Regions from separate parts of the Homo sapiens genome. Here regions 1 and 3 are each linked to region 2. Evidence: read pairs that join two places in POLR2A ChIA-PET (ENCODE). Cell type or tissue: MCF 10A. All regions are shown on one strand. Each heading gives the region's core, and the rest is flanking DNA. Links, peaks and the distances in the headings are about the cores only. Region 1 has its middle 56 kb from the start of PSEN2. Region 2 holds the start of LOC124904529 (a long non-coding RNA gene). Region 3 has its middle 40 kb from the start of ITPKB.

What was found. ChIA-PET counts read pairs that join two places held together with the same protein. Peaks named below come from ENCODE experiments on the same cell type or tissue, not always from the same donor. Only the 100,000 strongest peaks of a DNase experiment are listed, where the experiment ranks them.
Region 1: POLR2A ChIA-PET joins it to region 2 with 33 read pairs; 7 of 35 experiments call an interaction of 5 or more read pairs at or near these places.
Region 3: POLR2A ChIA-PET joins it to region 2 with 11 read pairs; 4 of 35 experiments call an interaction of 5 or more read pairs at or near these places.

Annotation. Positions count from the first base shown.
Region 1 is chr1:226,809,451-226,819,314 of GRCh38, forward strand. No RefSeq gene overlaps it. Among named protein-coding and RNA genes, the nearest start is that of PSEN2, 56 kb to the right of the region's middle. In MCF 10A, for the core only: no CTCF peak of the experiment used is centred there; a DNase peak (open chromatin) is centred at 5,811.
Region 2 is chr1:226,658,010-226,667,873 of GRCh38, forward strand. All of the region lies in intron 2 of ITPKB (inositol-trisphosphate 3-kinase B), which reads right to left. All of the region lies in intron 1 of ITPKB-IT1 (ITPKB intronic transcript 1), which reads right to left. LOC124904529 (a long non-coding RNA gene) reads left to right here and starts at 4,753. Exons shown (of 2, transcript XR_007066908.1): 1 at 4,753-5,122; 2 at 6,652-9,864. RefSeq lists enhancers at 935-1,765, 4,769-5,294, 4,941-5,080, 5,391-5,480, 8,098-8,377. In MCF 10A, for the core only: no CTCF peak of the experiment used is centred there; DNase peaks (open chromatin) are centred at 4,912 and 5,152.
Region 3 is chr1:226,773,938-226,783,801 of GRCh38, forward strand. It overlaps the pseudogene RPS27P5. Among named protein-coding and RNA genes, the nearest start is that of ITPKB, 40 kb to the left of the region's middle. In MCF 10A, for the core only: no CTCF peak of the experiment used is centred there; a DNase peak (open chromatin) is centred at 4,914.

The sequences.
Region 1 (9,864 bases), core at 2,783-7,782, 150 kb after region 2:
CCTCTCCCTGCTCATCTGCCCTTTTCTGTCTCCAGCCAGCTTGCTTTACCCATACTTTCTATTCCTTCTTAACTGATCCTCTGCTTTGGCAATACCATCTTTTGGTCCCTCAGTTTCCACATTCAGAATCCCATTCAGAATGAACCAAGAGAGAAATCTAATCAGCCTTTTTCACATCAACAGTCGATGGCCTCAGGTAAGATGCTCTGCCTCGTTCGACCCCCTGGATTCATTTAGGAGGGGTTCAGGGCAGATCTCCTTAGCAGGGCAGTGGGCGTGGCAGCAGTGATTGGCAGCTCTGAAGAGGTCTCTGCAGCCTGAGTATTTGAGTGAGCTGGGAACTGAGGAAGGCAATACACCAAGTATTCAGAATTTCCACCGTGGACATTGTTATGAGGCGACCTGAGACTTCCCTTGTGCTTTAAGGCAGGTTCCCGGTGTTGGCATTATGCCTGGCACGGGGTGCAGGTATATGGCCACCAGGAGCAGTGGTGGTGTGTTAGAGTGCAGAGGATGCTTGCACTCGCCCTGGAACATCTCCGCCAGCTCCTGCCGTGGCCTCCACTGGTCCATCAGCAGCTCCATCTGCAGTCATTCATGTTTGGCAAGTGGTGCTGCTGCCCCTGGGATGCAACCCAGGCCCAGCTCAGGGTGCAGGGAGGCTCCCAAGTGCTGTTTGACTTGGACACAGTAGTCTCTGCAAGGGAGTCACGGGAAGGAGCGTGAAATGATTCCAGATTCCTGATTTTCTATGGTATGACAGGAGTGTTTCTCTGAGCCTCCTGATTCTCCTGGCCACATTCCCTGGTTGGTTTTACTTCCTCGGGTCATTTTTGAAGGGCCCTTGGCCAAAGCAGCTCAGAGGGGTCATGAGGCTGAACAAAGGCTCTCCAGGAGGTGGGGGCTGAGTTTTCTCCTGCTTACACAAATGGAAAAATGGGGAGGTCATTTGATTCCCATAAAATACCCCTCCAAGCAGACTGCTGATTTCCAGCTAACCACTAAAGACTGGAGAATGCATTCCAAGCCAGCTTTAGCAGTCACCACAGAAATTGCCTGGTAACTGGTGGCAGCAGCTTGGCGGTGTGATGTTGTGCTGAACAGCACACATTTGAATAGCTTACTGAGTAGCTGAAAAGGGCAATGACCTTGACCCACTTTGTGATTTCAGGTGCTTTTAAGAAGAACCCCATGCCAAGTGGAGGACGGTGTGAGAAATGCAGAATGTGATGGGGTAACTTGGGTGGGTATCAGCTTCCCATCAGCTGACCAGTTCCCCATCATCCCTCTCTGGGCAGCACAGGGTCACTGGGCTCCATCTCCAGCTCAGGGAAAGTTCAGTGCAGCTGTGCCGGCTGTTGTTGGAAATTTCATAATGTAAAGTGGAAATTGGGCACAGGCCTCCAGGTGGTGGGTTCTTACCCCACTTGCCTTCTGGGCATCTGATGTGGTTTGGGTCTGTGTCCCTACCCATATCTCATGTCAAATGGTAATCCCCGATGTTGGAGGTGGGGCCTGGTGGGAGGTGATTTGATCATTGGGGTGGATTTCCCCTTCGGTGCTGTTCTCATGATAGGTGAATTCTCGTGAGATCTGGTCATTTAAAAGTATGTGGCACCTACCCCACCTCTCTCTTCTCCTCCTTCTCCAGCTGTGATGTGCCTGCTCCCATTTGCCTTCCACCATGACTGGAAGCTCCCTGAGGCCTCCTCCAAAGCAGAAGCTGCCATGCTTCCTGTACAGCCTGCAGAACCGTGAGCCAATTCAACCTCTTTTCTTTATACATTACTCAGTCTCAAGTATTTCTTTATAGCAGTGTGCAAATGGACTAAAACAGCATCTCAGAGATCCCAGCCAATCCCAGGAGCTCCAGTGCCCCATCTCTCCAGGTGTCCCAGGCTGTAGGGACCAGCCTGAAGCCTTCCCTGACCCAGGCCTAGGCCCTACAAGAGGCCTGTGACAAGAGACCTCCTTAGCCTCTTCAGCTTCCATTGGAATCAACTTAGCTGCCAGGAGGCTGGAACTTTCCCCCACTCTGTTAGTTACTTGAAGGAAAGCCACCAACATAGACAATGGCTGCACAACACTGGAATGGAGAAGGTTTACCATAATTTATACAACAACCATTCCCCTACTTTTTGTTTTTTGACTTTTCACTATGAATATCCTCATGATAAATATCATGGGCTCATGGTAGCTTTCCCTTAAGATAGACTCCCCAAAGTGAAAAAAAATTGGTCAAAGAATATAAGAATCTTTATGACTCTTGCCAAATTCCTTCTCAAGTATTTGCACCACTGTAAAATGTCACCATCAACATGTGAGAGCACCAGTTTCACCCTGACTCTGCTAGTGTTATTATTTGTTGATTATTTTTCCAACTTAGTAGTTAAAAATATACAGTCTGCCCTCTGTTTCCAGGGGTTGCACATCCATAGATTCAACCAGCCAGAGACTGAAAATATTTGGGAAAAGAACCATAAAAAATAACAATATGTCCATAAAAATAATACAAAATTTAAAAACAATCTAGCATAACAACTATTTAAATAGCATTTATATTGTATTAGGTATTATAAGTTATCTGGGTGACTTAAAGTATATGGGAAGATGTGCAAATACAGTGTCACTTTATGTAAAAGACTTGAGCATCCTCGAATTTTGGTTTCTCTGAGGGGTCCTGGAACCAATCCGCCACGGCTACCATGGGATGAATGTACTCCCTCATCAATGTTTCAAGTTGCATTTCTTGGATTACTAGTGAGACTGAACATTTTCCCATGTCTGTTTATTGACTATATTTTCCCTTTCCTAAAGTATCAGTTTCCATCCTTTGCCCACACATCTGTGGGGAGTTCACTGGGTTTTGTAGATATATCTGAGGTTACTGCTTTGTGATATTTGCTCAGCATGTATTATCACTCCACTTGGATATCTAATGGGCCATTTAAATTTAAGATGTCAAAATGTAACCCCAGGTTTTCCTCCCTAAACCTGCTGTCCTTTCTCTGGTCTTCCCTGTCTTAATAAATGGCACTATAATCCACCTTTGCCCAAAACCCAGGAGCCCTTCATGATCCCTCCTTTTCCATACTCCATATATCCCATCTCCCAGCCAGTCTCCCCCATCCACCCTTCTCTGATCACCCAATTCATGCCAGGTCACCATTCATCACATAGCCTCCTTTCTTCTTTGCAGTACCTGCTAGGATCAGAAACTCTCTTTCCTTCCTTCTTTCCTTCCTTCCTTCTTCTCTCCCTCCCTCCCTCCCTTCCTTTCTTTTTTTTTTTTTTTTTGAAATGGGGTCTCACTCTGTCACCCAGGCTGGAGTGCAGTGGTAGGATCACAGCTCACTGCAACCTCCACCTGCCAGGCTCAAGCAATCCTCCCACCTCAGCCTCCCCAGTAACTACAAGCGCACACAACCACGCCCAGCTAATTTTTGTATTTTTTGTAGAGACAGGGTTTCTCTATGTTGCCCAGGCTGGTCTCCAACTCCTGGGCTCAAGTGATCCACCTGCCTTGGTCTCCCAAAGTGCTGGGGTTACAGGTGTGAGCCACTGCACCTGGCCATTCATTTATTTCTTGATGGTCTGGAGTGGCCATCCCTTAGGGGCAGCTTGATAAATACATATAGAATTAACTTTGCCCTTTTAATCTATTTGAATTTGTGTAAGGAGACAGTAGGGCATAGAGGGCCAGAGCACCGCTTGGGAGGCAGACAGTTCCAGTATAAAGCAGGGCTCTACCACTTACTGTGGGATTTGAGCAGGTTACTTAACATCTCTGTGCCTAAGTTTATTCAGCTTTAAAAAGGAGAATAATAATACCATCTTCATAAAGTTGGAAGATACATTAGATAATGTGGGCAAAGTACTTAAAAATAGAGACCATTTATAATAAAGTATTCAATAAATGTCAAACTAGCTCAGTGTTTCTTTGTGATTTTTACTCTGTGGTTTCTGGGTTTAGGAGTCATTCCCTTCTTTTCATTAAACCCTTAATTAACGTTAAGTTATATTTTATTTTGGTTTTATGGTATACTTTTTAAAAATGTTTACCCTTTAGTTTGGAACTTATTTTGGAGTATTAAATAAAGTGAACTTCTAAGTGAGATTGGCACAATTTGTTGAATAATTTTTCCCACTTGTTACGTTTTATCACAAATTTAATTTTTATATATTAATATAAAAGTGTTTTTTCTGTCTTTGAAATCTGTCTCCCTGACCCCTTTTGGGTTGGGACTACACTGTTAGGCTGAACAGGTCAATAATATCTATACTGTTATGCTGAGCGATCCTTGTAAATAAATCCTAACAAGGCTTGACTAGATCTCGACTTTGAGCATCGGGCCTAGCCTTGCCCTAGTTGTGGAAGAGTCTCACATTCTCTGCCCACAGGTGCAGAAGTGTGACATCTGTGTGACACGTGCATTTGTTCTAGTTCCAGTCTCTCACAAGACTACTGACTCTTTCTGCCCTTGGGTTCTTGAGACATTAGCACATCCTGATATAAATGTCCCCTTTTTATTGGAGCCAATTTAAACAGGTTTCTGTATCTTGTGACTAGAAGAGTCCAAAGGTAACCTTCACCTTTATAATGATCGAAGGAATCTTCCCAGCCAATGAGGCTGCATTCTGACATGCCACAGAGATTAAAATACTGTCCCTAACACATTGTCAGAAAGTGTCTGCCAACACATGAGAATTGCTTGAGCCTAGGAGGAGGAGGTTGCAGTGAGCTCAGATTGCACCACTGCACTCCAGCCTGGGTGACAGAGCAAAACTCTGTCTCAAAAAAAAAAAAAAAAAAAATCTGCCAATATCTGCCAACAGGGTCAGCAAAACCCAAGAAAGCCTTCAAGACCCCTGCACTGCAGGACAGACACACCCATCCTGCCACTGCCTTGATGGCGGTGACTGCTCCAACACTGCTTACAGATTCAGACAAATCCGAGAGACAGCTGTCCCTGATATGTTCAAGACTCTGCCAGCTCAACAGGCTGTGGGAAAACCAAAGAAATAATGTATGTGAAAGCACCTGAAATCAACATGAGAATTTATTATTAATATTGCCTCATTTCTTTCCAAAAAGGATGTGGGGGTGGCATACACAGTAGATATTAGTAATAAAATTTAAAAATAGTTTTAAAAATATGTCTCAAGATCTGTATTTTATAGTTATCATTAAGAATATCAATATCATTTATCAGCCTACAAAAGCACTACAAGTAGGGATTTCTTTGTAACTGCCCTGACCCTGGATTATGCCCTACTCCTTATTTTGTCTAAAACATTAGCTGGGCATGGTGGCATGGGCCTATAGTCCCAGCTACGCAGGAGGCTGAGTCAGGAGAGTCACTTGAGTCCAGGAGCTTAAGGCTACAGTGAGCTATGATCCAGCCACTACACCCCAGCCTGGGCGACAGATCCTGTCTCTATAAAAGAAAAAAAAAATCCTTGAGAGTAGCTTGGCTTTGCAGAATGCAGCTGTTTCTTGCTTTTGAGGGTGTTTGTTTGCCATTTGACCCTCTTTTTTTAAACCTTATGTTTATAAGGGAAAGCCTCTTACAGTAAGTGTGTTTAGGGTTCTAGTTACAATTAATCTGTGGTCCTAGAGAAGGCAAGAGGGCCGAGGGAAGGGAGAAGAAGGGCTGGCAAGACAGTGAGAGCAGAGAGCTTGTGACTTCACTCCCCCAGGCAGAGGGAAGAGTGACTAAGCCGGACGCTCCATCCAGGCAGGAAAACCGTCCAAGCTTGCTCATTTCCCATCAGCCTCGCACCTGCTGGGATCTCCTGGCTGGCATGGACTCTGTACAGTCACCTGGTGTCCCCAGCACAGGACACCCTGGGGCCTTTTTCCTACTCAGTCAGATGCCAGAGGGTGTGGCCGTCATCCAGTTACAGACGGAGCTAATAACAAAGTCACTCTGCCTTTCATGTGTGCAGCACTTCAAGCATTTCTAAATGCTTGCACGCCACTAAGAGATCTTGCATAAGCACAGGGTCAAGTCCTTTTGATTTATTCAATAAGACACAAACCAACTTAGAAAGTGAAAACTCTGACTTTTTGGCATGCACTTGGTGCTGCTCCACATTTACTGCTGGCCTGTCCCTGTCCCTCCTTGTCTTTGTCACTTAGCTGTGGCCCTTCTTGCAGGAAGACTTCTGGAATTGTCATATTCCCACCTCTTTCTCCTTCCTCTGCTTTCTGCAGGTGACACTAAGGAAACTCATCTCAATGCATGCACAGGGAACAATGAAGATGTAGAGGATGTGCTATGACCATTGCAAACATAGAAAAATTAAGCTGGGGGCGGGGCACAGTGGCTCACGCCTGTAATCCCAGCACTTTGGGAGGACAAGGCGAGCAGATCACTTGAAGTCAGGAGTTCAAGACCAGCCTGGCCAACATGGTGAAACCCTGTCTCTACTAAAAATACAAAAATTAGCCAGGCATGGTGGCACACACCTGTAGTCCCAGCTACTCAGTAATCTGACTCTGGAGAATCACCTGAACCCGGGAGACAGGGGTTGCAATGAGCCAAGATTGCGCCACTGCACTCCAGCCTGGGAGACAGAGTGAGACCCTGTCTTAAAAAAAAAAAAAAATAAGCTGGGGGTGCAGAAGCATCCTTCGGGCCCAGATCCAGAAAAGTTCCCCTGCCCCATCTTCCTTCCTCTGAGGAGCTCACCAACTACTGGATAATTCAGGTGAGACAGAGGTGAAGTGGTGTTGCTCTTGTTACCATATCCAATTCAAAACAGCCTCAGCTAGCAGCAGACTGCTTGTATTTATCAGGAAATGCTGGTCCCCTTGCTTTACCACCTGGTTATTCAAACATCTAGAGCAACAATTTCCATACACTCCATTAGGAATCCTCCTCAATTCAAATAAGCTGCTGCTAGAGATCCTTTTTCCGTGAGCTGGAGGTTTGGTTGAAGATTATCAAGTCTTCCAGGAAAGAAAGGGCAAGTGATGATGGGTTCATACGAATGTCCCAAACTTGCTCCCATTCTATAGTTAAATGCTAGGTGAAGGCTAAGTCTACAACAGGCTAAATAATTAATCTTCAAATTAAGGTTTCTATGGCTCTCTTTGGTCTGCAGAGTGCATGATGATCTAGGAACTGTCAAAGTGAATTGTTCATGCCTGGTGGACACCTCAGCACCAGTCTTGGATTCCCTAAATCTAATTAGCCTGTGGAATATCCAAATAACTCAAGCAGAAATTTATTGACTTAACAAACACTTTTGTGAGTAGCTTTTGCAGGCCACAGATTGTGCTAGCCTTTGATCATGGGAATTCCTGAATCATTTCTCATCTGGGTCTTCCTAAGAAGACGTGGCTCTAAGAAGCTCTTAACCTCTTAAATCATCCTAGGTCTCCCTAGAAACTCAAATTCTTCAGCTACGACTCCCCCCACCTGGGTAAGACTCTCCCTCGGAAAGCCACAAAGAGAAGGAGGAGGACCTGGAATCCCTTTTTCCCTTGAGCCAACTCCCCACACTGAGCTCCTGAGAGCCCCTGAAGAAGCCTCTCTTGGCTGTGACTGCATCCTGGGTTCTGCTTCCTTTGGGAGGATCTGGTTTAATGACCTGCCTCTGGGACTTCACAAAGGGGCAGTCACTGCTTCACAGTATTATGGAGGCCGCATGTTCTTTCCCTCTGCTGATGTTGTTTCAGGTGTTTCTAGGAGGGCATTACCTTCATTCAACATTCCCGATGGCTTCAGTTATCCACTGCTGTATAACAAACTACCCCAAAACTCAGTGGCTTAAAACAAAGATTTATTATTTCTCACAATTCTGGGGGTTGGCTGGGCTCAGCTGAGCAGTTCTTCGGCTCTGTACTGAGTTGCTCAAGGTCACTTGTGTGGCTGCATTTAGTTGGGAGCTTTAGTTGGAATTTAGATGGAACACACAAGATGGCTTCACTTACATGTCTGGCACCTCAGCTGGGGTGGCTTGAGGAGCAGGGAGCTGGTTGAGCGCTCCCTCTCCACAGAGTCTCTCATCATTTAGCAGTCTGGCTTGAGCTTACTTACACGGTGGCTGAATCCCAATAGGCCAAATAGACATTCTCAAGCTTTGTAAAGCGGGAGCCTGGAACTGGCAGAGCATCACTTCTTTTTTTTTTTTTTTTTTTTTTGAGATAGGGTCTCACTCTGTCACCCAGGCTGGAGTTCAGTGGTGCAATCTTGGCTTACCGCAACCTCCACCTCTTGGGTTCCAGCGATTCTCCCACCTCAGCCTCCCGAGTAGCTGGGACTACAGGTGCAGGCCATGATGCCCCGCTAATATTTGTGTTTTGGGGATTTTTTGTTTTGTAGAGACAGGGTTTTGCCATGAACTCCCAGGTTCAAGTGATTCACCTGCCTCAGCCTCTCAAAGTGTTGGGATTACAGGCAAGAGCCACCACGTCCGGCCTTTTTTCTCATTCTTTCAGTCAAATCAAGTAACAAAATCACTTCTGGTTCAAAGAAAGGGGAGACAGACTCCACCTCTTGATGGGAGGAGTGGCATGAGGGAGGAATTGTTGGCGCCATCTTTGAAAACAATTTATTACACTAATGAGAGAAAAGAATTCAGCAAAGGATCAATGTTGTGTGGCTCAGATGACATACAATTGCTATGTTTTTAATGTTAACATTTTCTCATGTGGATCCTTGCAGGGTGTCAAGCAGAAGCAAGCAGAACTCCATTTTATTGGCTACAGTATATTCTCCTTAAAACTAAAGCCCATCAAAATGAAACAATAATGACAGAAAGCAGATCAGCAGTTGCCTGGAGCTGAGGGTGGAGAGGATGGTTGACAGCAAAGAGACATGAGAGAACTTTTTGGGATGACAGAAACATTCTATATCTTGAATATGATGGTGGTCACATAGGCATATACATTTGTCAAAACTCACTGTTCACTTAAAACAGTGCTCAATGTTCTCATTTATTTGTGGGATCTAAAAATCAAAACAATTGAATTCATGAGCATAGAGTAGAAGATGGTGACCAGAGGCTGGGAAGGGTGGTGGGGTGGCAAGGTGAGGAGAGGTAGGGATAATAAATGGGTACCAAAAAAAATAGAAAGAATGAATTAAGGCCGGGCACGGTGGCTCATGCCTGTAATCTCAGCACTTTGGGAGGCAGAGGCGGGCGAATCACCTGAGGTCGGGAGTTCAAGACCAGCCTGACCAACGTGGAGAAACCCCGTCTCTACTAAAAATACAAAATTAGCTGAGCATGGTGGTGCATGCCTGTCATCCCAGCTACTCAGGAGGCTGAGGCAGGAGAATCGCTTGAACCTGGGAAACGGAGGTTGCGGTGAGCCGAGATCACGCCATTGCCCTCCAGCCTGGGCAACAAGAGCGAAACTCCATCTCAAAAAAAAAAAAAAAAAAGAATGAATGAATGAATTAAAACCTAGTATCTGATAGCACAACAGGGAGACTACAGTTAATAATAATTTAATTGTACATTTCAAAAAATAACTAAAAGAATATAATTGGATTGTTTGTAACACAGAGGATAAATGCTTGAGGGGATGGATACCCGGTTTTCCATGGTTTAATTATTATGCATTGCATGCCAGTACCAAAATAGCTCATGTATCCCATAAATATATACACCTACTATGTACCCACAAAAATTTTTAAAAATAAAGTAAAAAATAAAACAGTGCTCTGAGCCTGACCCTACCAGTCCAATTTATTGTATGTAAATTCTACCTCAATGGAATTGTTTCAAAAAAAGTAAAACCTACCTAGTATGAATTTTCAGAAAGGCTAAAAATGTGAAGTGGAGTTAAATAAAGCTGGTGTTAGGGGTATACTATATTTACAAACAATAGCAAATTCCTTTGGGGAG
Region 2 (9,864 bases), core at 2,066-7,065:
CTAACAAAGCGTCGAAAGTGGATGAAGAACGCCCCTGCCAGGGGAGAATTTGTTCTGTGTCAAAGCCTTTGTTTTGCTCTTGCAAAAGTCTGAGTGAGAGTCATTGAGTTTTCCATGTTTGGAAAAAATCCTTTTTTCCTTCCTTCTTCATTTGGTCTTTCTAAAAAAGCAGTTAGGGTTTCCCTAGTGATCATTATTTCCTTCACTGGGGAAAAGCCTGGTGCTTCTCCTAGGCTGCAGAGTGGAGGCGGTGGCCAACTTTGTTCATTGTATTCCCCCTGGCAGGGCCCAGCTGGGTTGGCGGCAGCTGGGTACAAGCCCAGGCAGGTAGGGGCCCCTGGCTCAATAGCTCCCTCCTGTAGCCCTGGTTAGAAACCTGGCTGGGGCCAAAAGCGAAACCTGCCCCTGCCAAAAAGGAGCTGGGAGGGAAGGAGGGGAAGGGCTTTCAAAACCAAGACACCAAGGATCGGAAAAATTAAGCCCAAGGACTTGGCAGGACAGGTAGCTCCAGCTAAAAATAAAAGTCTGGATGTAAGACTAACTGCCTTTCCCCCTTTAACAAACAAGAAAATCCCCCTAAATGCCAAATGCAAAAGCACTTTCAGAAAAGACCCGAGTAAGGCTTTATTTCATCCCCCGTCTCCACCCGCCGTGTGATGTTCCCGCAGGCTGGATGGCACCGAACATCCTCCACAGCGCTGCTCACCAGGCACGAGGTTCTTCTCCCCCGCCCTTTATGGAACCCATGAGCGTAGGGTAGGGATTACTGAGCGCTGTCGGGTTGGTGAAGTCCCTCCTTCAGAAGCAACTGCTGGGCCTGGGGCAGGAGAACGAGGATGATGGGTCCTTACCAGCCCCTGCAGACCGGGACCCCCTGCAGGGGCTACACGAACCAGCTCAGTGAACTAGCTAGCTAAACTAGCTCCAGGTGAGCGCTCTGTCCCCTCCACACCCAATCAGGCTGCGAGGGCTGCCGGGTCCCTGGTTTGCAGTGCGTAGACCTGGTCGGGCTGAAGGCTGGAGCTCCCAACCTGGCTGACTCTTTTTGAGGGACGCCACCATGGTCAATCGACCCCTAGCAGCACATTCTGGCCAAAACCAGGAAAACCCTGAGTGACTGCCCAGCTGTCTCCTGATTAGCTGCCTTCTTCCTGTTGCAACTAGAGGCCTAGTTTCTAGGCCAAGGGCAGCACCCAGACTGGCACCCAGGGGCCCTCCATCATGGCCACTCTTCCTCTTCCACCATAAGCCCTAAACCCTGCCAAAGGAGGTTGCCCAAGGCCCAGACGGCAAGGACAGGGCTCCAGGAGCAGCCCAGGGCCTCACCAAGGCTCCCTGACCACCCATAAGAGGGAGCAGGGTCCCTCCGGGATACAGAGCCACCCCCAGATACGGCCCCACACTCACTCTCTGGCGTGCCCACTCCAATCCGTCAGGGCAAGCCATCCCATACCTGCCCCACCTCCAGGTCTGCTGTGCAGGTGCTCTGCCCAGAAAGCTCTCCCTCCTCCCTTCTGTGTATCCACATCCTACCTCTCCTTCCAGCAGATCCCCTGGAATCTGCAAGCTGGCCCTACCTTGTCCCTGAAGTCTCTCAGGCCACTCTAGCCCCACGCCACTCCTGGAATCCTCCCTGAAGCTGGAGGGAGATGCAGGATGTGGATACGCAGAAGGGAGGAGGGAGAGCTTCCCAGCAGGGCACCTGCACAGCAGACCTGCAGGTGGGGCAGGGAAGGGAAAGGAAGCTGGGGTGCTTCGTGATTCTTGTGTGCCATACCATGTCTCCCAGTGGCAGGAAGGCTCCTGGGGAACTGGGGATCTGTCCTAACCTTCTCTATGTCCCCCAGGCTGCACAGCCGGCAGGAATCCAATACTCCCGGCATCTGGCTGATAAGAGGACCCTGCGGACCCAGCACATGCTAAGGGCCCAGGCCTGGAAGATAAAGCACACCTACACCAAGGCTCACACTGCTTTATGTTCACCTGCTCACACCTGGATTTTTCTAGAGACTTCTCCAAGTAACAAGAGGGGGCATATTTGTGGGAATTTCCTGTTTGGTCTGCTTGGGTTTCTCTCCAGGACCCCACGGCTGGCAGCCTGGCTGGCCCCAGGCCCCAGGGGTCTTTTTCACTCAAGGGTTTGGAGGGCAACCTTTCACTCAGGTTAGTCACTGTTTGCTCACTCTCCCATCCCTCAATCTGTGATGCCCTTGCTGGCAGGCAGGGGACATCTCTTCGTGGGCATCCCCAGTATCCTGCAGGAGCCAGGGACACTGGAGACACCAGCAAAGAATGCTCTTCCTTAGCGACTCTTTCAGGTCTGCACTCCTTCCCTCATCCACACTCTATAGGAGCTGGCATCAAAGGGGCCTGCAATCTTGCTAAACCAGAGTCTTTTTTTGGTTACTCAAGAATCGAGGTGTCCTTCACCCAAAATGGAAATGTTCCTAACCCTCCCTATTGGGCAGGGCCCAGCAAATGCTCCATCTCTGGTGAGAAGGTCATTAACTTGGCTCTTCCCTCCTCCTCTCTCCTGGATTCCATCCTCTTAAGAACTAAAAATAATGAAGGGCTAGAGGAGAGAGGCGAGAGAGGAAGAAGGCACAGGAAATGCTGTGCTGAACAGAGGCCTCGCAGAGCTCACACCAGGGGCCTCGCAGAGCTCACACCAGGGGCCTCTCCAGGCCTCAAAGGCTGCTGGGCCCGGAGGCTAGGAGGGGACCAACAATAGGAGGAAACAGGGAGTGGCCAAAGGGGCTGGGGAAGAGCACGAGGCGGATGGGCAGCCTTTCGAGGCTGACTTCCTAATGGATAAAGCCCAGAGGACAGAAGGGCTCAGCCTTTCCTCTGGGAAAGGGCGCCTGGGCTCTGCCCAGCTGGTTAAGGGCCACCCCTGCAACACGCAGCAGATCCTCTCCCGCCCTGCGCTCATCCACTCCTCCCCAGAGATTTTATTTTTACTTTGGTAAATGCAAAACAACAAGGCCAAGTTACAGAGGGTGGAAATTTACCAAAGGCCTTCACTGATCGGCAGACAATTGGCACTGAAGTTCTGGAACCTCCGAGCACCCGCAGAGTCCATCTTGGGCCGCTCTCTCAGAGGCGCCAGCCAGGGGACTCAGCCCCATCTCCACCCCCAACACACCTTCTTGGGAACAGCTTCCTGGTCTGGGGAGCTAGAGTTGCTTAATCCTTCCTTTATAGCCCACAGAGAGGTAAGGCAGGGCAGGAGCGCAGCCCATAGCATGCGAGCTGTTCTAGTGCCAGTTCAAGAAATAGCTCGTGTGCTTACCAGAGCCAGACACAGGGCTGAGTATTTGCTATGTGTGTGTGATAAGAGTCTCTCAACCCATCACAGAGGTGCTGTCACTGTCCCACTTCACAGATGGGAACACTGAGGCACAGAGTCATGAGACAACTTGCCCAAGGTTCTGTACATGTGTAGTCAGGCAGGCTGGCTGCGGATCCAAGCTCTTCATCACTCTGCTGGGCTGCCTCATTTCCTGTCATGTGGAACAGGTAACATTATAGCCAGATAAACTGAGATTTAGATCCTGCCACTCCTGGCTGGTGGCACTAGGCAAGTTACCAAACCTCTCTGAGCTTCAGTTTCCTCATCTATAAAATGGAAATACCATGTATCCTAAAGTATTGTTTTCAGGGTTAAATTAAATTCTCTGTGTGCAGTGCCTGGTACATACACAAGAGCACTCAACAGAGGCAGATACATTTTGCATACCTCTCACGTATACTGTCTGGTCTGACCCCCTCAAGGTCAAGAGCCTATGGATCGGATGAACTGTATGGGAGACAGCTCTGTATGAGCCCAGCAGATGTTAGCAGTAGGGTCTGACCACCTCCTCTTCTATCCCTAATCCCAGCCTTGAATCCCACCTTTCCACAAGGAAAGGGCAGAAGGTGTAGGCCACAGCCAGGAGGAAGTGGATCCCCAATGAAAAGTCCTATTCCTTGACAGAAACAGAGTCTTTCTGGAACTCCAAAATGCCCAGGAGCTACTTTCTAGTCGGGTGTGAGAGGGAGTGCACGGACGATGAGGCAGCCTGGCAGGAGAGCCACTAGAGGCTCTCGTGTTTCCTGAAAATCCCCCCACCCAAACCTCCCCCAGGGACCTGGGATCTGAAATAAGTAACTCTGCCTGTTCCCCGGGAGACTGAGCTGAGCAACAGGGACACAGGCAGCTCTGCCAGGTGGCCACAAGTGGAAACAGACTTCTTCATCCCATGCTGGAGGATGACATTTACAAAGCCAGGAATCTAAAACGAAGTTTTCTGCAGAAAGTTCAAGAATCTAAAATGCCATCTTCTCTCCCCAAAGCTCTCCCAGGCACAGCCCTGCTAAAGGAAACACACTTACTTCTGTGTGAACAGCTCTTTAGTAACCCCTGGTTCTTTTTCAGAGATTCCTGAGATTGAAAAAACTTCAGGTTATACATTTTAAAACCTTAGGATACTACTGGATATAGTAGAAGGGACAAGATTTCCTCAACCTCCAATTGCTAAAAGTTTACCTCTCTAGGCCAAGAACATTAATGGACAAAACACTGCCTTTTAATTAGTTTCTGGGAATGCAAAAAAGACCTTGTAAGAGATTTGGTTAAGGGGGTCATCCTGGTCTAAATCCAAAGCCAGAGTTTTGGGAACTCCCACTTAAGGAATTTCCAACAAGGAAACTTTTGAGGGAGGACTTGAATACCACATGACGGCTTATAAGCAGTTATCAAGCTACACTGGTGCAATTCATATTTCTGACAGATTATGCTGATGTGCCTGTGGCTAAATGGCACTCAGCAAGTGAGAATGCAGACTCGCAGAGAGAACCAGAAACCCCAAGCTGCTTTCCAAAGAAGCATCTGCAGCCCTGCCCCAGCAGTGGCCAATGCGCAGCTCTGAATTCTGCTATGAGTCACCCAGCTTCCCTCTCCTGACCAGAGCTGTTCAGGGTAGAGACCCTGTGTCTCGGTTCAGCAGTCATGCATCTGTTCACGTGCAGACCTCTGGAAGCACAGGAAACGGGTTGCCAAAAAGGGACACCAGAGAACCCCCAAGTATGAGCAAGACTCATCAGCTCTCAGGGCTCAGCTGTCCCCCGGGTCATCTTGACGGTATGTGTGACGATATGTGTGATTTTCATAAACAGATTGACTCATCGCCCTTCCCCGTGCATCTCTGTCAACCAGGCCCTGCTAGTGGCAGTGGGTGCTTACTTAGCACTTTCCCCACGTGACAGGAGCCTCCCAGGGCCCCAGAAAGGCAGGCACCAGTCTCGCCTCCTATTACCAGAGCAGCAAACAGAGGCAAAGGTGCGCTCCTAGGTTTGTGTCCCAATCGGGGCAGACCTTGGGGTCTTGCCCAAACTCCTACCCTGGAAGCCTGCACGCCCTACTGCAGCCAGGTTCTCCCGCCCACCGGGAGCAGGGACACCCTGAAACTGTTTCCTTCACTTCTTGCTTTAGGCTACAATGATTCAACATTTCTTTCTTTTCTTTTTTTTTTATGAGACAGGGTCTTGTTCTGTCACCCAGGCTGGAGTGGAGTCAGTGGCGCAATCACGGCTCACCTACAGCCTTAACTTTCTGGGCTCAAGCAACCCAGCAATCCTCCTGCCTCAGCCTCCCTAGTAGCTGGGACTATATGCATATACCACCATGCCTGAATAATTTTTGTATTTTTTGGTAGAGATGGGGTTTTGCCGTGTTGCCCAGGCTGGTCTTGAAGTCCTGGACTTCAGGTGACCAAAGAAGTGATCCACCCCCCACGGCCTCTCAAAGTGCTGGGATTACAGGCGTGAGCCACCACGTCCAGGTTAACATGTCTTTTATATTGAGGTATTTTGCAGCAGCTTTTGGGATCATTACAGACAGCATGGGTTTTCACAAAGTGAGGTGAGGATCTCCTATGAGACAGGCAAAGAAGGGCTGCACCCCAGGTCCTTCCTGTCTTCTCCCTCAGATTTACAGAGAAGCAAAACCAAGAAACAGAGCATCGACATCCGTAGAGGCTGGTCCAGTTTTCTATCTAAGAGATCTTAAAGCTTGGCCCCCACAAAAGTCACTCTCTTGCCTGCACAGCTTACAGAAGGCTCCTGGTTCTCTTAGACTTGTTTCATCTCCTTCCTACTGAGTTAGAGGAAATGAAACATTATTGAGGGAATGCAAGCAGGTTATCTGAAAAATGTATTCTGGAATGATAGAGGCTGAAGAACGGGCTTAAATGACTTCTGGGAGTCCTTCCAGTCAGTGAGCCTGAACACAGGCATGAGAGAGGCACTTGGAGGAATGGTCTGCTTTGTGCAGTCAGGATTTAGGTCTCACTAAGCTTGGGGCCTCTAGGCTCAGGAGGCAGGAGCTGAACGAGAGCCCCTGACCATCTCCAAAGAGAGCAAACCTCCTTTGCAATGTCCATCTGCTGTGTGCCGGGCAGTACACGTATCGTGGTGGGACGAGGGGAGAGCCTTGGGGACTCTGTCCCAGGGAGAAGGACTCCAGACTCTCACAATGACCACGGCCTCTTGCAGGCTCAGCCCCTCCAAGGTCTCTGGGGAGAGCTCACATTTAGGAACTGTTAACATCATTTCTAGGGAACAGAACCAGCTGGCTGACTTATTCCCCTTAACTTTCAATGCTATTATTAGGGCACATCTGTCTCGGAGTGAAGTCACCAAGGAAAAACCCAGCTGAAGAAAATATTTTCAGGCAGTCGTCATTTGAATCTTCGGAAAAGGAAGCGAGCCGATAAACTGCCAAAGAGCCCCGGGATTCAAGGTGGCCAAAGAGGCGCATGGAAAGTATTTGCCTTGGGAATGTGGGCAGCTGAGCTATTTACACAGTGTGTGGCCAGCACGACGCAAATGGACCAGAAGCTCCTAGAACTGTTTCCTCTTCCCTTTCCTTTCCCCCTTTCCCTTAACAGGATAGCCAGCCAGCAGAGGCTCCCTGTAAACCTGAGTCAGGAGGAAAGGCCGTGGGTGAGTGACTAGCAGCCAGGTGATATAGGGCAGAGGCCAGCAGACTCACCTTGTTTGGCTACATTTTTTTTCTAAATTAGTTGCTAACATTTAAAAATCAGATTCCACACAAAAATCCGAATTCCCAACTTCTCTTTGAAATCCTGGGCCTGTAATCCCGGACAGCGGCCCCTGCCTGGGGCTGAGCAGCAGCCACTTAAGATGGGACCTTCTCTTCCCCTGTCACTGGGTCCCGCTGACACAGGTCACCTGCCCGGCCCCTGGTGGCATTTGAGTTTGAGCCGCTGGATTTAGAGACAAAGGGGAAAGTGCTGAGGAAAGCCAAAGACCTCCACTGTAGTCTACTCACTGGCCATGTCAACGCGGGCAAGTCACCTACTTTGCTGAGCTGCTGTTTCTCCCTCTGCAAACAGAAATGAAAATGCACAGCAAGGCCTCATCCCCAAAACTGTAGGGAGGACTAGGTAGGAAAACACGGGACATGCTTGAAAACCTGAACACACACCATGCAAGTAAGATGTGGCCCTTCGGGTCTGAAAGATGAAATAGAACACCAAGACAAAACGGGCCTCTCTGATGAGATGAGTAGCGGAGGAAACGACAGATCACACAAAAGCTACCTCGGTGGTCACCGGCGGGGGCTGAGATGGAAGCCAGGATTTCTAAACCACCCAGCCCCACCAACCTGGCCCTGCCTGCGGTACCACCTCCCCACCCAGAGAAGTGGAACATCACTGTGGTCGTGGCTGAGCAGTACCTGACTCTGACCAACCTCTGCCTCTAATTAGTTACAACACAATTTAGAACCCGGGATGGTTGGCGTTTGGGACTTGCAGCCACGGCCCAGCCCAGGTGAGGCGAGGAGACACTCACGGAAGCACCTGTGGTGGGGCCAGGAGGAAGCCTAGCATCCTGGCAATGAAACTCAACACTCAAAATGCTAGGAGTAAATCACAGGGCACTGTGGCCTCTGGGGATTTCACAGTGTAGCGGCCAACTGCATTTTGAGGGGTGACCCAAAAGCTCCTGGCCATCTGCGGTCTTCCCCACCAGCCTGCCTAAAAATGAAAGAAATGACAGACATGACCGCAGAGGGCTACCAATGGGCTTCTCAGAAGATAAAGAGAGGTTTAAATGATAAAGGCATCAGTCCTATATCTGCCCCAAAGCCCTCCTTAAGGCCACATGTGGAGAGCGAGCAGCTGTGATACCAGAAGGGAGCACATGGCACGGTGGGATCTGGTGCCTGTCGTGGCAGCAATGACTCAGGCCACCCAATCAGGGCAAGACTCAGCAAGGTCTGCCAGCTCCCATCAAGCCAGAGGCGCTCAGAGGGAGAAGCTGTAAGTGCTTGCTGCTCTCAGGAGCAAGAGGTCATCTTGCTTCTTACCAGCTCCTTACCAAGGCATCATATGTGACGGACATGGCTCCCTGGTGTCCAGGGGCTCCAGGGGCTCTGGGAAGATAGAGCATGTGCAGCGTCATGCCCCAGCACACTGACCCCACAGATCTAATGGGACCATGCTGAACATATGAGGATCACAAATTCCATGGGAGACCCTAAGATCTACCCTCAGGGACAGCTAAGGCGATTCTGGAACAGGGCTGCCAAAACAGCCAGTCAATCACTAAAGTTCCTAATTTACCACCCTGACAACTCTCCCTACGGCTAGCACCCCTTGCTCTTCCTATCTCTCCAGGATCACAACAGCCTGTCCTGCCTTGGGTGTGCCTTCCTGCAACCCACTCTCCACTCATCAGCCTTGCAGATCTTTCTAAAACATCAATCTGATCATGCCAATTTCATCATGTCCCTCCCCTGCTTTAAACCTTCTGTGGCTTCCCTAAAGCCTGCAGGACAAAGACCACAGACCACACATGGACTCTCAAGGGCTCTCGCCTCTCCCCACCAATGCGTCCCTTCACTCCCTGGGCTGTTGCAAAACTGATCTGGTTGTGTTTGCCAACACACACCACACTGCTTCATGCTCCTGAACCTTTTGTGCTGGCCCCTCTGGCTGGAAGACCCTTCCCCTAACCTACCGAGAGAACTCTTCTTCATTCTTTACCATGCGCAATTATCACCTCCTCTTTGCACTTTTTGCCCAATGCACTCAAAAAGGCTAATCGCTTCTCCCCTATACCTCACACACGCATCTGCTTCTCTGCTGAGAGGACATTCACGTGATCTGGTGATGACATGAGTGTTACCCCCACTAGAGTGAGCATTCCTTGAGGACTGGAAATGGCCAGTTCATTGCTGAACCCCTAGGCCCTACCTGGCACACTGCTTTCCCAGAGTTGGGAATCGATAAATATAGGCTAACATAAACATGTGGGAACCCCGCCAAGACCCAAGAGTCTGGTTGAGAAAGCGGAAGAGTGCTCAGAATGCCTAGCCCTTACTGTGGGGTCTGGCTTAAGGGCGGGGTTTCTGAAGCAGAAAGGTAAGTTAAGTAAGGGTTGCCTCACACCCAGAGGCCAAGAACCAGAGGCAGCAGCATCCAGACTCAGTGAGGTCCCACAACCAGGGCCAGCCCATCAGGGAGAGAGGCAAACAAGAGGAGCTCTGGAACCAGGACCCAGGCAGGTAACCTGGGCTGGCTCCTGGACTCCTTTGTCCAATCAGACCACCCACATTTTCTGACATCAGTGCTGTCCCTGGATGCACTGGGCACAGCTGTGAGTGCTTTCTCCTGCAGATCTGGGATAGGGCTACAGGAATTCAGAAGAGGAAGCTATTACTTTGGGAGAAAAAGGGAAAAAATTAAAAATTAAGGAAGCTTCATGGAAAAGGTGACATTTAAGCTAAGTCTTAAAAAGATGAGGAAAATGTGTGTGTGTGTGTGTGTGTGTGTGTGCGCGCGCGCGTGCGAAGTG
Region 3 (9,864 bases), core at 2,137-7,136, 120 kb after region 2:
CCAGAATACCGCCTATGCCCTCAATCTTCACAGAGGCAGGTCCACCAAGATGTGGTCACAGAGGCAGGTCCACCAAGATGTGGATGGGTCCTAGTGCAAGGGCATGAATGGAACTCCACATACCATGTGTCTAAATGTGAAGAGGTAATACATCAAGCCAATAAACTGTTAAGTAGCCAGGTGCAGTGGCTCACACCTATAATCCCAGCACTTCAGGAGGCCAAGGCGGGTGGATGACTTGAGGTCAGGAGTTCGAGACCAGCCTGGCCAACATGATGAAACCCCATCTCTACTAAAAATACAAAATTAGCCGGGCGTGGTGGCAGGCGCCTTTAATCCCAGCTACTTGGAAGGCTGAGGCTGGAGAATCGCTTGAACTCAAGAGGAGAAGGTTGCAATGAGCTGAGATCACACCACTGCACTCCAACCTGGGCGACAGAGCGAGACTCCATCTCAAAACAACAACAACAATGACAACAAAAAGTTAAATAAAATATGTTTTATCCTCTACCTTGATACAGTTATCTTTGTAACAACAAAAATTTTAAATATGTATAGAGCTCTGACTTTTATATGACTGCATGTCAATAAACTATTAAAGACATCTGAATTTTATTATTTTATTTATTTATTTTTATTATTATTTTTTTGAGACACAGTCTCGCTGTGTCGCCCAGGCTGGAGTGCAATAGCATGATCTCAGCTCACTGCAACCTCCGCCTCCCAGGCTCAAGCGATTCTCCTCCCTCAGTCTCCCATGCCCAGATAATTTTTGTATTTTTAGGGGTTTCACTATGTTGGCCAGGCTGGTTTCGAACCCCTGGGCTCAAGCAATCCACTGAGCTTGGCCTCCCAAAGTGCTGGGATTATAGGCGTGAGCCTCATGCCCGGCCTCGATTTTATGATTATAGGACATGTCTGGTCTGCTGATGGGCTGGCAAGATCTAGCTGAGTAACAAAATAAAGACGTACATAATTCATATGTTATCACAGCTTTTGTTCCATAAAACTAATTTACTTGCCTCGATTTTAGCAACATTATTAATTATATTATTGTAATAAAGTATTCACTTAATTTTCTTTTCCTTTACAGCAATGATATAAACAATTAAATAATGAAAGCGTAATCTGTCATGAGATTAGAGTTTTTTTTAAAAAGGCAAATATAGCCGGACGCGGTGGCTCACGCCTCTAATCCCAGCACTTTGGGAGGCTGAGGCGGGTGAATCATCTGAGGTCACGGACCAACACGGAGAAACCCCATCTCTACTAAAAATACAAAATTAGCTGGGTGTGGTGGCATATACCTGTAATCCCACCTACTCAGGAGGCTGAGGCAGGAGAATGACTTGAACCCAGGAGGCGGAGGTTGCAGTGAGCTGAGATCTCACCATTGTACTCTAGCCTGGGCAACAAGAGCAAAACTCTGTCTCAAAAAAAAAAAAAAAAAAAAGCAAATATATTCAAAGTACACAAAATTTTAATATATTTTCACAAAAATATAAAGAAATGTAAAAAATTAAATGTTTTTGAATTTCTTCTAAAATATTTAAGTTTTTCTATTAAAAGTAAAAGCCAAATTATGTTATAACTAGTGAATATGAACATTTTAGACCAAAATTATTCAAAAAAAGATGAAATTTTTCATTTGTTTATTGAAAATGTAATTAAATCTTATTATATCTTTTTATTAAAAAAAGCTATTTGGGCCGGGAACACTGGCTCACACCTGTAATCCCAGCACTTTTGGATGCCAAGGCGGGCAGATCACGAGGTCAGGAGATCAAGACCATCCTGGCTAACATGGTGAAACCCTGTCTCTGCTAAAAATACAAAACAAAATTAGCTGGGAGTGGTGGCGGGCACCTGTAGTCCTAGCTACTTGGGAGCCTGAGGTGGGAGAATGGCATGAACCTGGGAGGCAGAGCTTGCAGTGAGCTGAGATGGCACCACTGTACTCCAGCCTGGGTGACAGAGCGAGACTTTGTCTCAAAAAAAAAAAAAGCTATTTACAATTTTAGTGTTCCAATCCCAACTAATTAATGTAACATAAAAAGTTGATATCATTTCACACAAGTTGCATCTAGATCCACACACTGGTTATCCTCAGTATTCACAGATTCCATATTTATGAATTATCTTCCTTAATAAAATTTCTTTGCCACCTCGTAATCAACACTCAGTGCTTTGGAGGTCATTTGCTGGCATGTGCAGAGCAGTGAAAAAGGTGTCACCCTACCGAACATTCCTAAGCTGAGGTCAAACAACGTGACACTCTGCCTTCCTGCTTCAGCTCTCCTACGTAAAGTGTCCTTTCCTCAGTCTATTTAGTGTCATGATTTTTTAATTTTTGTATTTTTTCACTGACTCACTGTTTGAAATGGCTCCCAAATGTGGTGCTGAAGTGCTATCTAGTGTCATTAAGTGCAAGGGGCTTTCATGTGCTTTACTGAGAGAATACAGGCTATTAGATACGCTTCGTTCAGGCATGAGTTACAGTACTATTGGCTGTGAACTCACTGTTAATGAATCGACTATATATATGTTTTATTTATTTGTTTTAAGTTTTATTTTATTTATTTTTTAAAGATAAGGTCTTCCTCTGTCCCCCAGGCTGGGGTGCAGTGACAAGACATGGCTTGCTGCAGCCTTGACCTCCTAGGCTCAAGCGATCCTCCTGCCTTAGCCTCCAGAGAAGCTGGGACTGCAGGTGCACACTACCAAGCCTGGCTAATTTTAGATTATTTTTTTTTTAAGAGACAGGGTATCCATATGTTGCCCAGCCTGCTCTCAAACTCCTAGCCTCGAGCATTCCTCTCACCTCAGCCTCCTAAAGTGTTGGGATTACAAGTGTGAGCCACTTGTGCCTGACCTATTTCATTTTTAATTGACACATAATTGTACATATTTATGAGGCACAATGTGATGTTTTAATACATATACACATTGTGTAATCACCATATCAGGCTAAATAGCAAACCCAGCCCTTCAAACATTTATCATTTATTTGTGGTGAGAATATTGAAATTCCTCTCTTCTACTTGTTTTAAAATATACAATATACTAATATATATTTACTAATATAAATATACTAGTATATATTTATTATATATAAATGTATATATAATATATACATATATATACTAATATATATATACACATAACACATAAAGTGAGGTTATGTATTGATTAGTTGATGAAATGTGACCAGATGCTCACAGGAACCTAGCCGTGTATTTCCCTTAGGAACAATGGTTCATTATTTGCTAATTCAGTGTTCTTGGTGGCTTTTTTTTAGAACATAACTACCTCTAATAATGAGAATTGATGGTATGTACAAATTGAAGAGTGATGTTTAATACTGAAGAACAATCCAAGGCTGCCAGAGGCCCTCCCTGGTGCAGCAGTGGCAAGTACTGCACCAGGGAGGGCCTCTGGAGCCACATATGGGAATCCAAGGAGAAGTAAGAAAATGGATGTTTGACAGTACTGGGGAATGGTGCTTCATTGTACAAGAATCCATTGCATTCACACTGAGAATAAGAACTTGTTAACTGATTTGTCTTTCATCTAACTTCTTCCACTACTCAGATCTCCCTGCACCCCAAAAACAGTGTCCATCCCAGTTTGGGCAGTGATACAACCAACAAACCATGGCTTTCAGATATAGTCATTTTTTTGTTTTGAAAATATAGAGCAAGAGATATGGAGAAGCATTTCTCTGGGGCCTGAATAGTGTTAGTCAATAGAGCAGATGTTTTAGGGCTACGAGTTGGGCTATGCCAGCATTGAGCACCAAATACCAGTGACCAAGCCTTCTTTGTGTTATTTGACATGTGCATTTTGGTGTGCATATGTTTAATATATAGAACCCTCCAAAGCACAGGCCCAGGGTGGAATAGAGCACTGTCTAAGAGTTATGCTCCACGGCAGCCTACAGCTCAGCAATCTTGAGCTCCGCCTGGGAGGCCTCCAAACCAAATCCTCTAGTAATATGGTTCTTCCTCTGCTCTTATCATAATCTAACTCCATCATCACTGAAGTTCCAGTAGGATTTTGAAACATTGTGTGTGCTTTTCCAGAATAGTGTGTTTGTATTAAATTGTTATTGCAGGCTAGGTGCGGTGGCTCACGCCTGTAAAACCAGCACTTTGGGAGGCAGAGGCTGGCAGATCACTTGAGTCCAGGAATTTGAGACCAGCCTGAGCAACATGGCCAAACCCCACCTCTACAAAAAAATACGAAAATTAGCTGGGTAGGGTAGTGCATGCCTGTAGTCCCCGCTACTCAGGAGGCTGAGCAGGGAGGATCACTTGAAGCCAGGAGGCAGAGGTTGCAGTGAACTGAGATTGCACCACTGCACTTCAGCCTGGGCAACAGAATGAGACCCTGTCTCAAAAAGAAGAAAAAAAGTGTTATTGCAGTCCCCTTTTCATAAGAGAAAGTTTGCTTATTGTTTTGGAGGAAGGACGACAGATAGTTCTATTTGGTCACCCAATCATTATATTTAAAAACCCACAGTATTTTAAAAATTATTATCATAAAATGTACTTTGTTTGGCATGCAATCCTTTGCATGGCCTCTTTGCTCCAGATTCTAAATCAGGATTGTTAGGCAATCCCAAATTTTTTTCCAGGAGTTGTTACTCTGCCAGTCTATAACATTTCCCTCATTCTTCCAACTTCTTTTCCCTTGTTTTTTTCTTCCTTTAGGGGTTAGTGTCCAAGACTGCCATTGCCAGCTACGTGACCTTGGGAAAGTCCCTCAGTGCCTCCATTTCCCTGTTGACAGACAGGGCATGACTGTGCCGAGCACATGGAATTGTTGTGACAGCAAATGAAATCATCTCTGCGATGTGTGGGAGGCTGAGCTGAGTGCTGGGCAAGTGCTCACCGCACATTCCTGGTCATTGTTGTTGTTATCGTGGCAGGAGGATTTCATTGAGTTTGGAGCCCTTCCCAGGGTAACAAAGCAAGGAGTCATTTAAGATTAATGTTGCTCTTTTATGATCTAGATAGGCCCTTGGGCAGAGCAAGAAGAAACCAAAGCTGCTTCTCACCAGCCATGTGGGCTCACTGGCTAGGAGAGCTGATTGGGCTCCTTTTTAAACTTGGAAAATAATTCCTCTTTAAATATGGTTTTGGACAATAAAAATGAAACATATGTACCTGTAAAAAATGAACATGCGTCTTACTCCAAAAGCTTCTCTAGATTTCATGGATGGGAACACTAACAAGGAAATCCCAATCCTGCTCTCCCCGAAGCTGGGCAGCTTCCCTTGCTCCCTTGCTGGAACTGAGCGAAGCCTCGTGGTGCAGCTACAAAGATGGGGTACTGGGGACCCAGTGACTGCTCAGATCTGGGCACTGATCTGATGTGTGTTGGGGGCAGGGTGGGAAGCCAGGTAGATTCCATTAAGGGGTGGGGCCGTGAGGATGAAGATCTAGTGGGTGAAACGGGATGAAGGGGCCTGTAGGGAAAGGAGCAGGAATCGGGGACAGGAGTGAGGGCAGGGATTGATTGGAAAGGTATCTAGGAACTCATGTAATTGACAAGGAGCTGGGGAACCGGGCTCCAACAGAACCCAATTAGACATGGGCTAGACAAGACCCCCTCTCAGGAGCCACCTGCATAGGCCACTGCTGTAATCATCACGACTGCACATTCATTCCTGCTCCCCTGTCCCCGGATGTGCTCACCTCTGTCCTACTGGACGCTGTGGCCCTGGACACATCCACCGCACCACTAGACTGCAGGTCCCACTGCAGCTGCTGCTAATTGCCTCTAACTGGCTCTGCGTCCTAGTTTCCCTCCTTTCAGGTTCGAAGTCCTGAGTGACACACTTCCTCTACCCGCAGAAAGGGAGGAGTGTCTTCCCTCCCACCTGTCCTGTCTAGGAGGGGTTCTTGGCAGCTGGGTAACCAAGAATGACATGTGTTCACTCTCAGGCCCTTAAGAGCAGTACAAATGGACCGACTCAATTAGATGAGCACAGCTCAATGAAAAATCGCCGTCAGAAGGTCGAAGGGAATCAATAAATCTTGGTAGGGGACAGGGGCTAGAGACCTGGATGGCACATGTTGGCTGAGTCCATCTGCCTGCCCGATTTTATCAAATATTTACGGAGCTCCTACTCCCTATCAGGCGCTGAGTTCATCTCAAGGAATGTATCACAGCTTCTGTGCTCAAAAAGCTTGCATTTGGAGGGGGAGAGAAATTAACAGTAACTTTCGGCCGGGCACAGAGGCTCACACCTATAATCTCAGCACTCTGGGAGGCCAAGGTGGGAGAACCACTTGAGACCAGGAATTCGAGACCAGCCAAGCCAACATGGTGCCGATTTTTATAAAAAAAATAAAAATAAAAATTAGCTGGGTGTGGTGGTAGCACACTTATAGTCCCAGCTACTCAGGAGTCTGAGTTGGGAGGATCACTTGAACCAAGGAGGTCAAGGTTGCAGTGAGCCAAGATCATGCTACTGCACTACAGCCTGGGTGACAGAGCAAGACTCTGTCTCAAGAAATAAAATGAAAAACGAAAAACAGCCACTTTTCAAACTGTGAGATGCATGCAACGAGAGAGGCAAGCGCGGGGAGAAGGGGCTCCTGTCACCCGCCTCATGGATGGGGGTGAGGGGCAGAGTTCTAAGCCAAGCCTGCAATGGCCCTGGGGCAGGAGAGAAGGATGTTGAGGCAAAAGGATCTGCCTGTTCTGGATTCACAGGTAAGTGATCTCCTGTACTAACTCCTGTCTATGGGAGGTAGCTGCTTCTAACATTCTGATGAGAAGAAATTTTAGACTAAATCCCATTGCAATGGAAAATGGTGCTGTACTGAACTAATGGCATCTGTTATAGACAAGGGAGTGGGGACTGGCAGGACATACTGCATGGGCTCATCATGCCAGCCCTAGAGGTGAGGAGGGTCACCAGAGGAGACATAGTTACTCAGATAGGAGGTGCTCACAGCAACAACCACATCTGAGAGCTGTATTTATCAGCCCTATCTGACCTAAAGTCCCGTCTCTCTAAAAAATAGTTTGTATCTCCTGAAATGGAATTAGTGCATAATATAACCTACAGGCATCCATATTTTCCACAAAGAAAAAGAAAAAAGAAACACTATGAGGGTCTAACTAGGTCATAGAGGTCACAGAGGAAGAAGGAAAGGAACATATTTGTAACAAAATGATGAAAATGATGTGTATTTTAATATGTAAATGTCTGAGTACAGCTACTCCAGAAGACAACATAAGGGGTGAGATGTTCACATCCATACTCAGAATCCCCATAAGCATGACTGTGACAAGTGCAGGCCAGTACAGGGAGGTGGGTCCCAAGTAGCCTTGGCCATAGTTCATGTGATTTTCTCATGGAATGGGAATGACTCTTGGTAAACTTTGGAATAAAGTAAAGCCCATCTTCCCTGGAAAACATTGTCTATATTTGTGAAAAAAAGCACGCTGGGTCTATACGTAAAACAGAGCCAGGGGCTAGCCTCAGTTAATTATAGCAATCAAATGGATCAGCTGCCTTTCTGGAGGTGATGACCCACGCACAAAAACATGCCCCTTGCAAAAGATCTCCTGCATCCCTTTCCAGAAGAGAGGAAGAGGAAACAGAAGAAGTGCCTGGTGCGGAGCCCCAGTTCCCACTTCATGATGTGAAACGCCCAGAATGCTATAAAATCACATTTGTTAGCCATGCACAAACAGTAGTTTTGTGTGATGGCTTCTCCACCGTCCTCTGCCAGCCCACAGGAGGAGAAGCAAGACTTCCAGAAGCCTGATCCCTCAGGAGGAAGCAGCACTGGATGCACTCTGCCTCAAGATGAGTGGGAAAACATCCCCATAAACACATCTCCCATTAAAACAAAACAAAACCTGCTGCCTTGAGTCTTTCAGGCATAACTTTGTATTAGTTTCCTGTGGTTGCTATAACAAATTACAACAAGTTTAGTGGCTTAAACCCACACAGATTTATTCCCAGACAGTTCTAGAGGTCAGAAGTCCAAATCCAGTTTCTGTGCTAAAGTCAAGGTGTTGCCACGGCTGGTCCCTCACAGAGGCTCTGAGGAGAGAGGCCTATTTCTTACCTTATTCAACTTCTAGTGGCCGCCTGCGTTTCTTGGCTTGGGGCCCCTTCCTCCATCTTCAAAGTACATCACTCCAATCTCTGTTTCTCTCACCATATCACTTTCTCCTCTGACTCTGATTTCTCCTGTGTCCCTTCTTTGAGGAGTGCTGTGATTACATCAGGCCCAAACAGATAATCCAGGACAATGACTGCTCTCAAGATCCCTAGTCACATCTGTGCAAAGTCCCCATTGCCACGGAAAGGTACCATTCACAGATTCTGGGTGAGAACGTGGACGTCTCTGGGAGCCATGATTCTGCCTACCAGACTTTGATTCCAGTTCCTGATGCAGTGTGCACACCAACATTGATGTTGGGTAAGACATACACAAGTCTGGCAGGACTGTGGACAGTTCTCTGCCACACATTGTAGAACGTCTAACATTCCTGACTGTAGACTAAATGGCAGTAACATTCCCAGTCACCATGACAAACAAAAGAACCCCTTACATTTCCAAAATGCCCCAAGGGGCAGTACTGTCTACCTACCCCCAACCCCAAATTGAGAACAATGTTTCCAGAGGAATCATGCAGGCTTCAGGCATGGCTTGATCAGGACTTCAGACCTATTTTATGATTTTCTGGGCTTGGCCTTCCTCTGTGTGTCAGTGTCATCCTCATCTTTCCTCACTGAGGCAAATTGGCTGCAGCTGTTTCAGAAGAAAATCCACATGCTGCACAGGTCAAAGGAAGACAGAGCACTCTCCCCATAGTTCCAATAAGATCCCTGAGAGCCACCCTGACTGGGTCAAATGAAGTCACATATCTGGCCCTGATTGGTGGTTTACCTGAGGCATGGAGTTTGTAATGGACTCTTTCTTTTTTTCTTTTTTTTTTTTTCTTTTTGCCACCCTGGAGCAGGAGCTGGGAGTGAAATCAGTGTCCCTGAAGCTCATGGTGTGTGTGTGTAAGATGCCAGGAGAAAAAGTTGAGCATTGTTTGTTAGGAGAGGAAAGAATGCCGGGTGGGGACCCAACAAATGTGCATAATGGAGAATGTGGCACATTCTCAGAAAAGCAAGCTCCCTGGTGCAACTGTGGTGTGAGGAACAGGAGAATCCCGGGAGATGGGCTAAAGGAGTAAGCAGATAATAGACCATTTATTTAATCAATTTAATCAGTTTCCCTTGTTCCTTAGCCAAGCTTCCCACATACTCACCCATTGACTTGGAATGCCCTGACTGGGGAAGGGAGTCTCTGGTCCTCTGAGTGACTTGGTTTCTTGCTTTGAATCAGTGACTGGGCACTTTGGTTTGTACGTCAGTCTCTATAAGCCAGGTTAATGTTAATTGGACCCTGAAAAAAATGGTCACCCTCATGGTGTGAGACATCAGATTCCTGAGCCTGCATGACTAAACCCAACCGTGACAAATTTGCCAAGTTAACTGTGGCCCTGAGAGGCTTCCTGCTGGCTACCAAACCAGCCTCTCCCTAGTGACCCCTCTCCACACTGCCATGTTCCATTAGCCATCTACCTCCCATAGTGAGGTTTTTGTTGTTGTTGTTCTTGCTTTTTGAGACAGGGTCTTGCTCTGTCACTGAGGATGGAGAACAGTGGGGTGATCACAGCTCACTGCAACCTCAAACTCCCGGGCTCAAGCAATCCTCCCACCTCCACCTCCCAAGTAGCCAGGACTATAAGCATGTGCCACCACACCCAGCTAATTTATTTTTATTTTTATTTTTTGTAGAGACGGGGTCTTTCTGTGTTGCCCAGGCTGGTCTCAAACTC